2 separate regions of the Mus musculus genome follow, and region 2 is linked to region 1. Evidence: chromatin loops called from intact Hi-C (ENCODE). Cell type or tissue: gastrocnemius. All regions are shown on one strand. Each heading gives the region's core, and the rest is flanking DNA. Links, peaks and the distances in the headings are about the cores only. Region 1 holds the start of Pafah1b1 (platelet-activating factor acetylhydrolase, isoform 1b, subunit 1). Region 2 overlaps Mnt (max binding protein).

Evidence for each region. Peaks named below come from ENCODE experiments on the same cell type or tissue, not always from the same donor. Only the 100,000 strongest peaks of a DNase experiment are listed, where the experiment ranks them.
Region 2: it touches region 1 in a loop (2.0-fold over the local background); 7 of 42 quality-filtered maps call a loop at or near these places.

What each region holds. Positions count from the first base shown.
Region 1 is chr11:74,721,314-74,729,640 of GRCm38, forward strand. It overlaps Pafah1b1 (platelet-activating factor acetylhydrolase, isoform 1b, subunit 1), which reads right to left and starts at 3,071. Exons shown (of 11, transcript NM_013625.4): 1 at 2,686-3,071. It overlaps Gm24211 (a small nuclear RNA gene), which reads left to right and starts at 7,090; the gene lies at 7,090-7,196. In gastrocnemius, for the core only: a CTCF peak has its summit at 3,393 (motif pointing left); DNase peaks (open chromatin) are centred at 2,197, 2,591, 2,756, 3,081 and 1 more place; H3K4me3 peaks cover 3,894 bases; H3K27ac peaks cover 4,131 bases.
Region 2 is chr11:74,843,806-74,852,132 of GRCm38, forward strand. It overlaps Mnt (max binding protein), which reads left to right. Exons shown (of 6, transcript NM_010813.3): 6 at 1-1,920. It overlaps Sgsm2 (small G protein signaling modulator 2), which reads right to left. Exons shown (of 23, transcript NM_197943.3): 21 at 7,935-8,031; 22 at 7,294-7,461; 23 at 5,459-7,090. The coding sequence ends at 7,002. Among named protein-coding and RNA genes, the nearest start is that of Mnt, 17 kb to the left of the region's middle. In gastrocnemius, for the core only: CTCF peaks have their summits at 2,181 (motif pointing left) and 4,237 (motif pointing left); a DNase peak (open chromatin) is centred at 4,219; H3K27ac peaks cover 697 bases.

The DNA of each region.
Region 1 (8,327 bases), core at 239-8,238:
GTACCAGGAATGAAAGCACATTTGTACTCTCCATCAAATTATCAGTAAGCTCCTGGGTGGCCGTGGGCTTGGGGTGGAGGCTCACCACTCTTAACTAGGAAGAGTAGGGCTAAAGATATTTGAGACACAATATAGTAATGTTCTCATCCATCACCATAATAGCCTTTCTACTTCATAATGGACATGGAAAAATAGCAAAAAATGTAAATACAAAGTTACAACACTCATAAGGTTCATTAGAATTACATTGTCATATTTACAATTCTTTACAAGAAACTAAAGTGAGCTATGCTCTTTATCACAGAAAAGGTCCTATGCAAGAAGCAACACAAGAGAAAAGGTCTATTTAAAGAGCTCTTAATACAAAATAACCACTGTCTATTTTCTCATCTTTGATGTTCATCAAGAGAAAAAAAAAAAACTATTTTAGTGAAAACTAGTATTCTTAACTAGATTTTTTTTTTCACTATACCATGCTTTTTGTAGCCAAATATCCCTAGCATTCATTAATTTAACACCCATTTGGCTAGAATAATTAAAAAAAAAAAACTAGCCAGAGCATATGTGGAGTTTTTTTAATACATGCACACACATGGACAGTAAGTACTTGTTTCAGAGCAAGGATACTGCCTTTATTCCAATTACTCAATGCCCTTCTTGAAGAAGAAAAAAAAAAGGTAGAAAAACTGAGATTCTAAGATCCACTATAGAGAAATGCCTTAATTGTCCCTACAATTAATACTGAATAACCTTACAATCATTAAGGATGAGAAAAAAACCCAGTGAAAGGGCAACTGAGCATTTCACAGCTTTGCTGGCGCACCCTTACTCCACCCAGTCCTCTCGGCTCAATGGCTGCTTATAGCAGCCACAAATATTAGCCCATTTTTAAGGGGGTGGGAGGATGTACCAAAACAGGGTATGCTCTGTCAAAACCAACATATGCACAAATATTTTGCGAAAAAACTGGTTTCCTTTCTGACTCTTAAAATTATATATACCAGCAGCTTTAAATATATTACAGAAAATCCTTCCCTCTGAAATCAAACAATGATCTTTTAAATAGACCGTGAAGGAGTAAATTACTCTAAATTCATATTCTGTGTTAATAAAAAAACACAATTTGTAACTGCCAATTATTTGCACAACTATGTCCTGAAAGACACATATTAGAAATAAAAGCTTGCTAAAGCCTTAATACCAAATCAAATTTTAAAGTTAAAGCTTTTAATGTAAATTCAGCATAGTATTACTAGCATATCCAACTAAGAATATTCCTAATTAAGGGATTGAATCCTGCAGCAATCAAGCTCTACTGCAGGGGGAAACACAGCAAACAACTGCTGTGGCAAAATGAAGAGAGAAGACAATATTACTGGCATGAGGCCCAAACAAAGTCTCCACCATCCCACCCCCAGAAAAGAAATTTCACACAAAACAAGCCAACCCAACAAAAAGAGAATTGCTAAAATGACCTTTATGTTACTGGATCTTTTAAAGGTTGTGAATCTTTAGGAGGGTGTGTTTGAAATTAAAGGTAAGAAAAGCAGTAATTTTATTTTCTCCCAATTGTCTCTTAAAGGGGGGGGGGGGTGAGGAGGAGGTATCCTTGACATGACATCGCCCATTGAGAATGAGACCACAAATCTGGTACTCTTCAAAGGCACAATTTCTTAGCCAAAAATACTGATAGGAATTACACCCAAACCCAACCTCAACAGAAAATTTCCTGCGCTCCTCCCAAGGAGTTTCTTGCTAAGTCACTGGAAAAAGCAGGCAGGATAACAAATAAAGCCAGGCACCTTGCTTTCTCCTATCTCAAGACTGAAATTCTTTCCTCTTGGGAGACGAAATCAGCCCACCGTCTCAAAAAAACATTTTCTCACCTGGGAGGCTAGAGAGGGTAAATAGTCACAGCGTTTCCTAATGGAGTGGAGAGATGGGATGAAGGGAATGATCGAGAACCTGGGAGCTCAGTGTTAGCAACGTCAAAAGACAACTCCCGTGCGAGGAGTCAGTAGCAAAAAGGAAAATCCTGCCCGATTCGGTGGGTGGATGCTGCAGATCTTTACTGAATGCAGAGGCTGGACCACCACCGCACCGGGGGGCCGAGGGCCTGAGCGGCGGGCCATCCTCCCCGGGTCCACCCTCAACCTAAGGACAAGCGGAGAACCCGACGCCTGGAAGGCCTGGTAGCTGCTGGAGCCCCGGCGGCGAGTCGCCAGCCAAGGAGGGGTGGGGACTGCGGGTTCGCTTCCGCGGCCCAGGAGGGCTGAGCCCTTTCCCCAAGATCAGAGAGCGACCTGCTATCCACGCCCTTCCCACCCAAGAATACTTTTCTTGCTAAGTCACGGCGGCAGGAGGGCGATGCCGCCCGAGAGGCCACGGCTTGAACCCTCAGCAGCCTGAGTAGCCCACTGCCAGGGTCGGAGGAACCGGAGCCAGGGCAGCGCCCTCCCAGGCCAGGGCCCCCTCCTCGGTGCCTCTCACTCAACGGCCGTCGCGGCCGCCATTTTGAGAGCGAGGAGAGGAGAAGAAGAAGGAGGAGGCAGCGGCGGCAGGGGGAGGGGAGAATGGGAGGGAGGGGACCGGCGCAGCCACATCGTCAGGCCGCCGGCCCGGCCCGCAGCCACCCGAGCGCGATGGAAGAGACAGAGGGGAGGGCGCAGAGCGTCGCCGCCTTACCGGAGCGCTGCACCACCGCCTCCGCAGGGCCTCTTCCGTCCTTCACTCCCATCCACCAGCGGGGGAGGGGGAGGGAGAGGGAAGGGAGGAAGGAGGGAGGGAGGGAGGGAGGGGGAGGATGGCGCGCTGGGCCCGGTCCCGGGGAGGGGGAGGGGAGGGCCGCGGGCGGGCTCCTCGGCCGTTCCGGGGCTCGAGCCCTAGCCCAGCGTTCGCTCGTCCTCTCGCTCGCGCCTGAGCGCTCCCCTCCGGGTCCTCCTCGCTCCCTGGACTCTCGGCTCGCTGCTCCTTCGCTCCCTCACTCGCTATCTCGGCCGCCGGACTCCGCCGCCGCCCCGCCGCTCCAGCTCCGTCTGTCACAGGAGCTGCCCCAACGCCCTGACGTCACCGCGCCGCCGCCGCCCCAGACCCGCCAGGAAGAGGGAGGGGAGCGGAGGGCCCGCGGCGCATGCGCGGGCCGGGCCTGGGCCTGGGCCTGGGCCTGGGCCGCGCGCCCTTCCGCAGGGTGAGCTGGCGGCTGTACCCGAGCCGACCGGCGAGCTTGCGTCCCGTCCGCGGCTTTTCTCGCTTCTGCCCCCTGATCCCTTGGGAAGCTTCCCTTTTGCTCTAAACTGCCTGACGGCTGGCGTCCATCACGACTCTTGCTCTGCCTCAGCGGTCACTGCGCTGTCCCGGCGGACCGCGGGTACCCGGTGCACTGGCATTTCGGCCCCTGCTGGCTAGAGCAGGAGCCAAGCCAGGATGCTTCCTTTCTGCCTTAGCCTGTGGGATTATTCCCCATCCCCCACCTACCCACCCACCCAAAAGGACCAAAGTAAATTGGTGGGCTTGGGCAGAAGAGCTGTTGAGGTTAAAAGGCAGATGGATTGCCTTGTGTTCCTTTCTGGTACAGATTTTTAATCGGAAGGAATCGCCTGTAGATGTGATTCAGCTATTCTTTTCCTTAGTCACATGTATTCATCAGAGATTCTGGAAACTGAAATCCACAGAAAGACCTGGAACTTTATTCTCTACAAGACATGTCTGTGTTTTATTATATTATGAATTGTATATTGATGACAAATCTGGGGGGATTTGATGTCAATTTATTCCACAAAGAGACACTTGATTTTTGAAAGGGAAGGTTTGGGGCTCTGAATTATTCAATATAGGATATTTAAGTATTGAATGAGATTACTTCATTATCCACTTGTGTTTTCCAGCACTGAGGCTTAACTGATTCTATTGCGTCCCTCGATGAAGGTAAATACTGTAAAAATCACTTGGGAAGCTGCAGAGTTAATGTCTCCAGTATGAATCCTGGTGTCACCACTGGGAATGTGACCTTGACTAAATTATCATATCTCTTTTTGGCCTCAGTATCAGTATAAAATAAACCCAGTAGCCAAACAAAGTGGCACATGGCACGTAGCCCAAGCTACTCAGGAGGCAGGAGACCAGCAAGAGCCCAGAAGTTCTCTGCAAGCCTCAGGAGCATCCTTTTTATAAAAAACAAAAAACAATGATGATAGTAATAAACAAGCTAGGGTGACTCACATCTGTAATGCTAACACTGAGGAGACGGAGGCAGGAGACTTGCCACGAGTTTGAAGCCAGCATGGTGTATATAGTAAGACCCTATCTTAAAATAATGATTTAAAGCTGGACATGGTGTTTTAATATCAGCACTTTGGAGGCAGAGACAGGTGGATCTTTCCAAGTTCAAGAGCCTTCTCTACCCAGTGAATTCCAGGACAGACAACTACATAGAGAAACCCTGTCTCCAAGAATAAATAATAATGGAGCAAACCTTGGGTGGAAGGAAGCACACATCCCTTATTCCAGCATGGAATGGCTGAAGAATGAGGATCACAAGTTTAAGGGCTACCTGGAAAACTCAAATGTTTTTAAATTTATCACTTTTAAAAGGGTGAAGAGACAGCTCAGTAGGAGAGTACTTGCTGAGAGAAAGAAAAGAAAACATTATAGAATTGACATAGCTGTGAGGCTTTGTGAGATTAGATGTTGCATGGGTTAAGGCCTGAGGTTTGATGTGTAACTCATGTAACCATTACTATCTAGTACCAAAGCCAGGCTCTTTGTATTGGGATGGGCTATCTTTATCCCTAGAAATTTTTTTAAAAAACATAAACCAATGACCTTAAGGGATTAGTTCTTTTTTTTTTTTTCTTCATCAACACAAGAAACTAAATCAAATAATCTTTAAAAGGTTATGTCCAGAGTTTCAGTTTTTGGATTCTATAGTCAAAACTATGGACAGCATGAGACAGAGGCTTGATCCTATCACTTATATCCAAAAGCAGCCAAGAAACATTCATTAAATTAAATTGTCCCTGATTCTCCCTGATTCTAAGAATTCACCCACCTCTCATATTTTATCTTTTGAAATATTTAATATTGCCTGGTATCTTGTTTAATATTTAATCAGATGAGTGAATAAGTTCTTTTGGGTTTTTTTTTTTTAATGAATGCTCTAAAAGTCAACAAAATTGCTTGGAAGCACATTGATAAACACCAACTTAATACAAGTAGGTAGCCTTAACTCGCATAAGCCTTGAGATCACATGCTTTTATGTATAGAAAAAAATGTAAGACCTAGATTGTACAATTATGTCCTAAAATAAGTAAAGATTTTATTTTTGTAGCAATCCTTCAAAAAAGCAGTAAGTCTCCTTTGGGGGAAGATATAACATTTTTCTCCCTGGATTATAATTTTTCTGAACAGATTATATGCTTAAGTTGACATGAAGCAAGTGTGTTACAGTTCTGTGCGTTTTCAGTTAGTTGCTAACACTGTATATCCACTTTGACAAATACTTGTCTAATGAAAATGGAGAATTAAGACATCTGTGCCATCAATCATAGTTCATAAGTCCTTCTGTAGAACCTAGGTCTCCTCAGGAGAAATTTACTAATGGATGTCTTGAGTAGTGTTTATATTTTCTTGTGGAAAAAATAAACATTTCATTTTTTTTCCTAAGAACAATCTAACAATCCCTCCATTCATTTGAATTACAAATCTTTATTTTTCCAGTAGACATTTTCAAAATGGAAACATTTGTTTCAATTGCTGCAGCAAAATTAGTGTTACTTAAAACAATTCTGCAAATAAGCTGACTGGAAGAAACAGTCCAAAAATATTGCTACTGGGGAGAGAACAAAATGTCTTCTATAAGTATGGCCAAAGGAAAAATGTTAAAACTTTGTTCTAAGGAGCTAGAGAGATTGCTCTGTAGGTAAAGTGCTTGCTCCTCAAACATCAGGACCTGAGTTTGATGCCCAGCATGCTGGTAAAAGTCGTGGGTGTCAACCACCACACACATGTGCAAGCAAATTCCCACATATGAACATAAACACACAAAAGAAAAATCACTCATCAAAAAAAAAAAAAACCAAAAAACAATTTTTTTGAAAGTTCAACTGGCCTCTGTAGTTTACAGGAAAATGTCCAATGTCATGTGTGAAAATAATAGAGAAATAAACTAACAAATGGTAAGAAGGAAGCTTGGGGGAATGCAAGTTATATAAGTTAAAGTCCATCCAGAAGAGAACCATGACCCAACTGACCAGGCACTGACTCTAGGAGAGTTTCACTCATTAACTTGGGTACTTGAAATTCCACAAGGCATAGATATGTCAGTGTGGGCAGATCCAACTAGACCAGTCATTCTTCTCAGCATCGTGACATCCGGATGTGTCATGAAATTGCGAGCACATAAAAGCAAATGAAAGGGAATCCACAGAGTCAAACTCTCAGCTTAGTAGAACAAGGAGGAGCCAGAGGGAACCTTTATAATCCAAAACCTTTAAATAGACATGAAATATACATAGGAAAAAAAACCTATGGGGGGGGGGGGGGAATGGGTGAGCAGGTAGAAGCATTTGATGAGACAACACGAGTTCCATCATCCAGATCCACTGATAAGATGAGAAAACTGAATTCAACAAGTTGTCCTATGACCTACATGCACACTCTGTGGCACACTCATGTCCACACCGACATGTGCACAATGATAATAAAGAAAATTTAAAGTACTAATATAAACAATACAAAATGATGTATGCTGTTCAGCAGGATGTCACTGCAGAGAAGGAGCATAGGGTCTTTGTCTTCATGCCTGTTGCTGTGTTCTTAGCGGATAAAGGGTTAACTTGTTTTTTTAAAAGATTTATATATATATGTGTGTGTGTACACTATTGCTGTCTTCAGACACACCAGAAGAGGGCATATGATCCCATTACAGATGGTTGAGAGCCAACATGTGGTTGCTGGGAATTGAACTCAGGACCTCTGGAAGAGCAGCCAATGCTCTTAAACACTAAGCCATCTCTCCAGCAGAGGGTAACTATTATTTGGAGAACTTAAAGAAGTCTTTGTGAAAGAGGTGGTTTTTTAATTGAATTTTGGTACTCATTTCAGCAACACATATAGAACAATTGAAAGGACATTGAAAAGATGCACATAGCCCCTGTGCAATGATGACACACAAGCTCATAAAGCATTTCACACTTTAAAATAATTAAAATGAAATCAATTTCTGAAAATGGCAAAGGTGGAGCTGGGGGTGGGTGTAGTTTAGTTGATAAAAATGCTTGTCTGGAATGCTGGAAGCCCTAGGGTCAATCCCCAGCCTCAAGTAGTACTTGCCAACAGAATAGAACCCTCAGGAGGATATAAGCAGGAAAATCGTGACTTAAAGAGTACCTTAGGCTTCAGGAGACCCTGTTTCAAAACAGCAAACAATGCCGGACTGTGGTGGTGCACGCCTTTAATCCCAGCACTCGGGAGGCAGAGGCAGGCAGATTTCTGAGTTCGAGGCCAACCTGGTCTAAAAAAATCAAAACAGCAAACAAATAAATACAATAAAGAGCATGCTCATTTTGACCCTTCCTTTTGATTTTAGGAAATTTTTAAAACTCCTGTTGAGGATTGGAGAGTTGGCTCCACAGTTAAAAGAAATGGTGGCACACGCCTTTGATCCTAGCACTTGGGAGGCAGAGGCAGGCGGATTTCTGAGTTGGAGGCCAGCCTGGTCTACAAAGTAAGTTCCAGGACAGCCAGGGCTACACAGAGAAACCCTGTCTCAAACCCCCCCCCACCCCCGCCAAAAAAAAAAAACAGAGTCATAGCAGATTTTGTGTCATCTGGGTTTGCACACATTTCTCTCCATGTTATTTCACACATGTTAAATATATTAGTTTGTGTACTAGTAATTTAGTGTGTCATTTTAAGACAAAAGCAGCCTATTTGTTTATTTATTTAGGATAAGAGTGCTCTACAAACTCAAAGCTAGCCCTGAACTCACACAATCCTCCTACCTCAGACTCCTGAGTGCTGAAATTTAAAGATATTTATCATCACACCTGTTGTCTCTTTAAAAAAAATTCCTTAGATAAAAATTAAATAAAACTGGAGCTGGTGAGATGGCTCAGTGGTTAAGAGCGCCGACTGCTCTTCCAAAGGTCCCGAGTTCAAATCCCAGCAGCCACATGGTGCTCACAACCATCCATAATGAAATCTGCTGCCATCTTCTAGAGTGTCTGAAGACAGCTACAGTGTACTTACATATAATAAATAAATAAATTTTAAATAAATAAATAAATAAATAAACAAATAAATAAAACAAGCCAGGCAGTGGTGGTAC
Region 2 (8,327 bases), core at 128-8,127, 120 kb after region 1:
GAGATGGGTGGGGAGGGGCCCACCTCTGAGTGCAGGTGACAGATCCTAAGATCTGGAGTCAGGTTAGGACAAGTGAAGGCCTGGGCCTGGGCCACTCTGACCCACCTGTGGTCACTGTGATTGGCTACAGTAGAAACTGTTCAGAATGAGTCCCAACCAACAATAAACGAGGTCCTGGCTGTTGTCAAGGTTCCCGAGCCTGCCCCTGGGGTGGGGCTTCCCTAGTGCTTCCCCCGGCCCTGGTTTAGGTACTGCCTGCAGCTTGGGAGGTGTGGACCAGCAAGGGCTCTAGGAGCTAAGGTACACTGTGGAGGTATCCCGGGGCTCTTCCCATTCTCCCTCCCTCTCGGTGCCAGTGTTGAGACCCCTCCCTTCCTGGTGGGGCTGCAGTGTCTATGGTGGAAAGGGCCTTTGCTGGGGAAGACAAGGCACAGCATGTGTTTGATGGAGAGCGGGGGTGCTGTGCTTCGGGGGTGCTGTGTCTCCTGCCTCTGCTTCTGCAGACCGCTTTGGCTTCTCTTTTTAAGTGGATATTTATTACAAGTGGCCTTGTGTCAGACACTCAGTTACTCGCGTGCGCATTCAGGCCCTCACTGGACACTCACCAATGGCCTTTCCGTGTGGGGCAGGAAGCAAGTGCCCCTAAGGTGCGAAGTTTGCACTGGGGGCTTAGGCAGTCCAGGGGCCAGAGGGGAGGACTCAGGGTCCTTCAGATGACATTGTGAGCAGACACTGAGGCCAGCGAAGGTCCTGAATACATTCTCCCTTGAAATAATGACTCCTCAGGTGCCTCAGAGCTCACAGGTCCTCCTGGCCCTGGAAACCTCCCAGGGCACTTTATTATTATTATTTGTCTCCTGGGGTAGGGAATGGTAGCTAGGACCAGGTCTCAACCCCAGCACAGGAATCCCAACAAACTGGCTGCCTTCCTGTGGCTGCTGCCAGCCACCTCTACCCACATTCTGACTCTGGGGGCCACCTCCACTCTCTGCTCTGTGTTGTGACAAGGGGCAGAGTCTGGTGCTGGCTGGGTCAGACCACTTGTCCCATTAACCCTTCTCTGTGTCTCGAGGCCAGTTGCAGAGTTGACAGCATCGTGTTGGCCCCCAGGCCTGCACAGATACCTCATCATCCACCCAGCCCTCCCCCCATCCCCCCGGCAGGGGTTCCTCCAGATCTAGTGCCGAATGACTATGTCCAGATTGGTGGTGATGGGTGTTGTCGCTGTTTTTGTTGTTTGTGACTGCTGTGTGCCCAAGTGGGCAGCCACCTCCCAGCCCTTTCTTGGGCATCTCCCCTTTGAGAGCTGTTAGGACCACATCTGTCCTCACGCTGTGGGACCGCCTGGCCCTTCCCTTCCTATCCCTTCCAGCCTGGGACACACACACACATACACACACCTTACCTCTCATGCGTGTTTTACCTGTGCTGTTTGGAGTGGCTCACTGCCTGGGATCTTTACCTCGGGGAGGAAAAGGGGAGAGTGGTTCCCTTGGGGCCAAAGAAGGGCAGGGGATACCTGGAGGGGAGTTGGGTCACCACAGTCTCTCTCTAGGAACAGCTGCTTCTCCCCCCACCCCAATCCCAGGGTCCCACTCCCAATCCCCAAAGAGGTGGCCCTTGTTTACAGTGAGGACTTGGTCACTGTGTCTCTGTTTCCTGAAATATGAATTGTAGCGACCCCAGACTGTAGAGATTTTTATGTGTTTGGGTACATCTGCTGTGTGGGAAAAAAAAAAAACTACAAAAACCCTAATTTTGTACATATTGTATTTTTACTATTGAACTGTACTCTAGTGGCTGTTCATGCTCTGAGTTTAGGTATTGAGACATGAATACTATCCATGTAATAAGCACTTGCCTGGAATAAAATATAAAACTGAAATAAATCTGCACTGAAACCTGAGACGGAGCTCCCAAGCCTGCAGCATCTGGGTCATTTCATTTCAAGAGGCAGGGACCCACAGGGAAGCAGCAAGAGGTGGCACCCTGAAGGCTGCTGAAGGGTGAGGTTGGGTGATGGCCTGAGTAATTAAAACCCTGGTAATAGGGTTCCAGAGCTGGCTCAGCAGCCAGACCATGTGGTGCTCTTATACCATGAACCCAGGTTGGGTCTCCAGCACCCACATCAAGTAGCTAACTGCTCGAGGCTCCAGTTGCAGGGCTCTTGACTCCCTCTTGTGGTTCCCATGAGCATTTGCATGCATGTGATGCAGGCACATGTAAATAAGAAAATTAACAGCCTGTTAAGGCCCGGGAAGATGGCTCAGCACTGGCTGCTCTTTTGGAGGACCTGAGTTTGATCACCAGCTCCCAAATAGTGGCTCACACTGTTAACTCCAATTCCAGGATATCCTATACCCGTCTCTGAATTCTACAGGGATCAGAACGTGAGGTACAAATATGTATTCGTGCAAACCCCATTCCCCACACCTTAACAAAACAGAGATCAGGCAATGGTGGTGTATGTCTTTAGTCCCAGCACTCAGGAAGCAGAGACAGGTGACTCTCTGAATTTGAGTCCAGCCTGGTTTACAGAATGAGTTCCAAGATAGGCAGAGAGCTACAGTGGAAAAACTGTCTGAGCAGGGAGGCCGGGGGCAGGTCAGTGGGAAGCAGTCTGGGTATGGTATGGTGTACACCTCTAGTCCCAGAAAGAGGCATACACACAGAGGCAAGTGGATCTCTGAGTTTGAAGCCAGCCTGGTCTAAAAGATGAGTTTGATCCAGTCAGGGCTACATAGACCCTGTCTTAGAAAACGAAACAAAAACATCAGGGATAGCCTGCCTTTACCCTGGGTCAATGAAGGATCTGGCCTCACAACTGTGACCCAACACAAGGCTGTATAGGTCCTCATCGTTTCAAAACATGATCTTATTTCATTAAACAGCCAGTGAAGGGGGCTGGAGAGATGGCTCAGTGGTTAAGAGCACTGACTGCACTTCCAGAGGTCCTGAGTTCAAATCCCAGCAACCACATGGTGGCTCACAACCATCTGTAATGAGATCTGATGACCTCTTCTGGTGTGTCTGAAGACAGCTACAGTGCACTTAGATATAATAATAAATCTTTTTTTTTTTTTTTTTGGTTTTTCGAGACAAGGTTTCTCTATGTAGCCCTGGCTGTCCTGAAACTTACTTTGTAGACCAGGCTGGCCTCCAACTCAGAAATCCGCCTGCCTCTGCCTCCCGAGTGCTGGTGTTAAAGGCGTGCGCCACCACGCCCGGCTATAAATCTTAAAAAAAAAAAAAAAAAAAAAAAAAAAAAAGCCGGTTAAATAAGGCAAGAGGTAGTCCTTTTGAGCAAATCAGAAATGGCCAATGACTTGCTAAAGTCATACCGTTGCACCTTGTTGGTTAAGACTACAAAACTAGCCGGTGTGGTGGTGCACGCCTTTAACACCAGCACTCGGGAGGCAGAGGCAGGCGGATTTCTGAGTTGGAGGCCAGCCTGGTCTACAAAGTGAGTTCCAGGACAGTCAGGGCTATAAAGAGAAACCCTGTCTCGAAAAATAAAAGAAAACAAAAAAAGACTACAAAACTTAGTCCTTTGCTTGCTCACTTCAGTATATCTTTCCTTAGCATTAGGCACTTCTGACCTGGCCTTCTGGGGATAGATAACAGAGGCTAGCCCCCAGGACCTGGGGACAGATGGTAAGGGGTTTCGCAAAGCCACTTTGGGTCCTAACTCTGTTCCACTCTATGGAGCTGAATGAGGTTGGGGGTCAGGATCTAGAAAGTGGAGACCTAGGCCGGGCGTGGTGGCGCACGCCTTTAATCCCAGCACTCGGGAGGCAGAGGCAGGCGGATTTCTGAGTTCGAGGCCAGCCTGGTCTACAAAGTGAGTTCCAGGACAGCCAGGGCTACACAGAGAAACCCTGTCTCGAAAAAACCAAAAAAAAAAAAAAAAAAAGTGGAGACCTTGGCTGGGTCCAGAGGACTTCTGACCAAGTAGCTCTGAGCAGGGCTGTCTTGGAGGCAAGTGGTGGGGAACAAGACCAAGGATCCTGTTAACTGTGTCTAGTGTGGGTTAGGTGGGTGTTTTCTGGTTGTATATAACCCTCAGTCCCTTTGCTAGGAGTGGGGTGGGGTGGGGCCGTCATTACCCTCAGGAAAGAAGTGCTGGCCGTAAATAGCCTGGACTCTTATTTTCTGGGGTCCCCTGCTGATTGTCAGTTCCAATCTCCCACATGAGCAATTCTGACTCATGAGGTGTGAGCGCTCTCTGCTGGTCGCATCAGGAAAAGCTTTGTCCTGTCTGCTGGTGCCGCAGGTGAAGGCTAGGGTTAATAATACTCCTCAGAGGGTGCTCACTCAGCGCCTAGCACTGCGAATAGAATGAAGCCCCTGCCCTGGGAAGACCACCCGAGACTTGGGCCATCCATCTTTGGGATGAGCAACAAGCCACTCCTTCCCTGTGCTTAGAGCTCCTGAATACTCACCAACGCCTGTGTCCATGAAGCCCAATGCTAGCCCAGCCCTCTGGAGACCTCTGTTGGCTGTGGGATCCCCTGTAGTGTCTACATAGCCTGCTAGCATGTAGAGTAGGGAGGCGGAGCAGAGAGGATAGACGGGGCGGGGACAGGGGCGGGGCAGGTTCCTCCCAGGTTGATTTGCCCAGACCTTTGGCGAATGTGGTCACAGCAGGATTCAACAATCACCCAGGTTACAGAACCTGCTGGGGAGGCAGGGAGGTGGGGAGTGTTTCCCTAAAGGGCATATCCAGGCCTTGGCTTCCTGTGTCCCAGTTTTCCCTGGCCAGCTCTGGTCACTGGCCTGTATTCTGTTATAGTTGCTGGTGCCAGACTGTCAGGACTGTGGACTAGAACACTCAGCTTTTGGGAAACTGCTCAGAAAGCAGGAGTTAAAGGAAGCTGCTAAAGATATGACCAGAAACACTCTAGGGTAGGGAAGGTCGAGGCAGTTATAAGCAGGCCCTTTCCACACCTTCCCAGCAGCTGCACCCTCTAGCTCCTTCCCCCAGACTGATCCAGGTATCTCAGAAATGTGCTCAGTGGTAGTGAGGGGCTCAGAGGGCAGGTCTTCTGGTGGCCTTCTGAGAGCTGGGGCCTCATGGCATTCCTCGCTGAGATCATGCCTCACTTTGTTCACTGGGGGTGGAGAGGTGTAGTAAGCTGGGGGGAGGGAGCACAGAAGCGGGAAGGACTTCCTCTCAACTGTAGTCTAGAGGCCCTACAAGTTAAGCCAGTATAAGACCACTGTTCTGTGGTACCCGACTTCCTAACTAGCCCATGCCACAGAGCCCCACAACTGGTGGCTCTTCACTAGGAAAAACTTTGGTTCTCTTACACCATTCTTGGTTTTATGTCTTTGTTGTTTTTTGTTTTGTATTTATAAGCTGTCGCCCTTTACTGTTGTATGTTGGAATGTACCGAACTATCTAACACATGAGCTACTGCATCCAGCCAGTCCCACAAATAGCCATCAGAGCCTCAGGCATTGCCAAATGCATTTTATTAGTCTGTTACATTGAAGAGTATAGTTTCTGAGCAAAACAAAAACCAACCAACCAAATGAACAAACAAACAAAACTCAAAACCCCATACACTCTGCTCCTCACAAAACCAGAGTCACTAAGGCAGGCACACATTGGCCACCCGTGCTTGGTGGAGACTGAGGAGTCAGGAACAAGGGTGGGCAATGGGGTAAGCTGGCCCCACACAGGCTGTGCAGTACCCGGGTTGGGGTAGGGGACAGGGAAGGCTGTGCTATGTGCAGAATGCGGCTGGTCCTTTCTCGTGTTTTTCAGCTGCAGCAAGTCTGTGGACCTTGGTGACTTCTAGGCAGGAGCCAGGCCAGGTGTGGGCTTCAGGGCCCAGACTTGGCTTACATGTGCTCAGATGGTGGGGACATGGGGGGGGTGACAGAACAAAGAAACAGCATGCCTAGACCTCAGGTCAAGGGTTGGACCTTTATCGACAACCCTGTAAACTCTTCCAGAGACCCTTCTGGGTCTTCAGGCTTCTCAGAACCCTGAAAAGCCTATGGAAAGTGGAGCTGGCCTTGCCTCTCCCTGGGGATGAACTGGGACTATCCAGGCACTCCCACCTCCCTCAGCCCCAGGTACTCAGATGTCTGGAATAGGTAACAGGTACCCCGGAACTCACAGGCCTGTCCTTGGAGGAAGGTTGTGATAGGACTGTCTTCCTACACTTTCTGGGGTGGTTCTGGAGGGCAAGCGCAGTCACTGCCCTCCACACCACACAGCGGGCGGCGAGTGTGTTGCTTATGTGCAGTCCTAGGGATTTCTAGTGCAGAAAGCAAGGGCAGGGTGCAGAGAGTGACACTGTACACACGAGTGGGTGGGTCACTGTGTACTGTGGGGAGATCATGGGGTTAATCTCTGGCCAGAGGCTGTGGCAGTGCTGCTGAGGTGGGCCACTCTCACCCAGGGCCCACATCTGACTGCCCCAGAGTCTTAGGAGAGCCTGGGAGGTAGCCAAGGTCTCCTGCCCCTAGGACACATGCCTGAACAGGCAGCTAGTTGAGACCATAGAAGGCCTCAGGAGAGATATGGCACAGAGCCCCTGGTCCTATGCAACTCTTGTTAGATGAGGCGCGGGCCACTGTAGACCCCACTAACCATACAGGGCCCCAGGTTGACAGGAAAGAGGCTTTGGGAAACAGTCCAGGCTGAGGCTGCAGGCGGCACTGGGGCTATTCTAAGTTGTTTGAGAGGGGAACACAGAAAGGGGTCCCCCAAGGCAGCCAGTCTCCTGAGGCCGACCCCTCCTACCCAGCTGTGATCTGCAGGCATCCTGACCCCAACTTGCCCTGCAGGGCCAGCACTGCCCACACTCACATCCCAGGCTCAGTCACTTTGTTAGGTTACACAGCTGAGTGGGTGGGGTTGGCAGGGGTGAGGGTGGGGTAAGGGATCGGGAGAGGCAGTTTGGGCTATGATGGCCTCTGCCTCTCCCTGCTGGAGCTCAGGGGCCTGGTACCTGGGCTCTGCACTTTGCCACCCCCAGCTGCAGCCGTCACTTGTTGTCTATGAGCATCTGCACCTTGTGGACCAAGTCCCGGGCAATCCGCAGGATCTCCTGGGCATCATGCCGCTCAGCCCGCTCTGGGGAAAACATGGAGAATTATGGGAGGTTGAGAGGAGCCCTGGCTGAAACCTCTGCTTAGTTTCCACCTGCTGTGCTCTTGATACCTCCTATGCGAAGTGATCCTAGAATTCTTGAGAACCCTCCAACTCTGCCCAGTCCAGGACTTGAGGCCCCATGCCCCCTTCTAGGGCACATCGAGAATGGCTGGATCAGCTCATACCGTTGAAGAATTTGATGATGTCGGTGAAGTCCATGTTGTTGTCACGGATAATCTCTCTGTAGGCCTCCACCAGGGCCAGGGCGATGAACAGGACAAAGTGCTCTGAGGAGATGCGCCTGGCTGCCCAGATCACTTCCCACACTGCAAACACGTCCTCATACAGCAGCTCTGGGAACAGGAAGGAGCTGCCACTTGATCCAGGCACGGGGCTTGATGGGGACACATGGCCTCAGGCTCCAGCAGCTACATTCTCCCTCCGGCACCCAACCTGGCCCAGCCTGGCTCCAGAATGGGGGAATCCATCCCAAGACCAAGACCCCACCCCCTTCTTTGGCTATCTCTGCAGATGCTCCTCATTCTTAGTGCTCAGGGGAGCTGGAGTTTGGACAAGGCTCCAAAGACCATCGCCTGTGACATAACGAGCAGAACAGTGGTGTGGAAAGGCCTTTCGAGCGTGTGAGCACATACATGTGCAAGTACATACATGCAGCAATTGATTTGGGGCTCTCCCGTTCCCCTGACCCCAGTCCCAAGTCCCACTTTTTTTTTTTTTAATTCTTTAAAAGACAGGGTCTTGCTAGCTGAGACTGGTCTTGAATTTCTAGACTGGGCTCTGATGCCTAGATACACCCACTTCTTACCTCTTTTAAAATCCAGCAGGAACCAGCGATAACAGAAATAGAAGTGGGTATAGTCTCCATTTTGATGCATCAGCTCAAATAGCTCTGAGTCCAAGATCTCATGAGAGAGGGGGAGAAACACTGACCTGAGCTGCTTATGTGCAGCCCTCATGCTCCCTCCCTCCCCCCCCCTCCCTCCCTTGGCTGTAGCCTTTCTGCAGCAACTCCAGTTTCTGGGCATTTGATTTAATCACTAACTTCACTTCTCACCAAAACAGGCTCAGGCATGTGGGCACACTGCTCCTCAGTGTGTGACACGGATAACTGTATCTTTCTGTGTGGTGCCGGGAGTGAAACCCAGGGCTTTTCATGTGTAGGCAAGCACTTTACCTGAACTAGAGCCTTTGTTTTTAA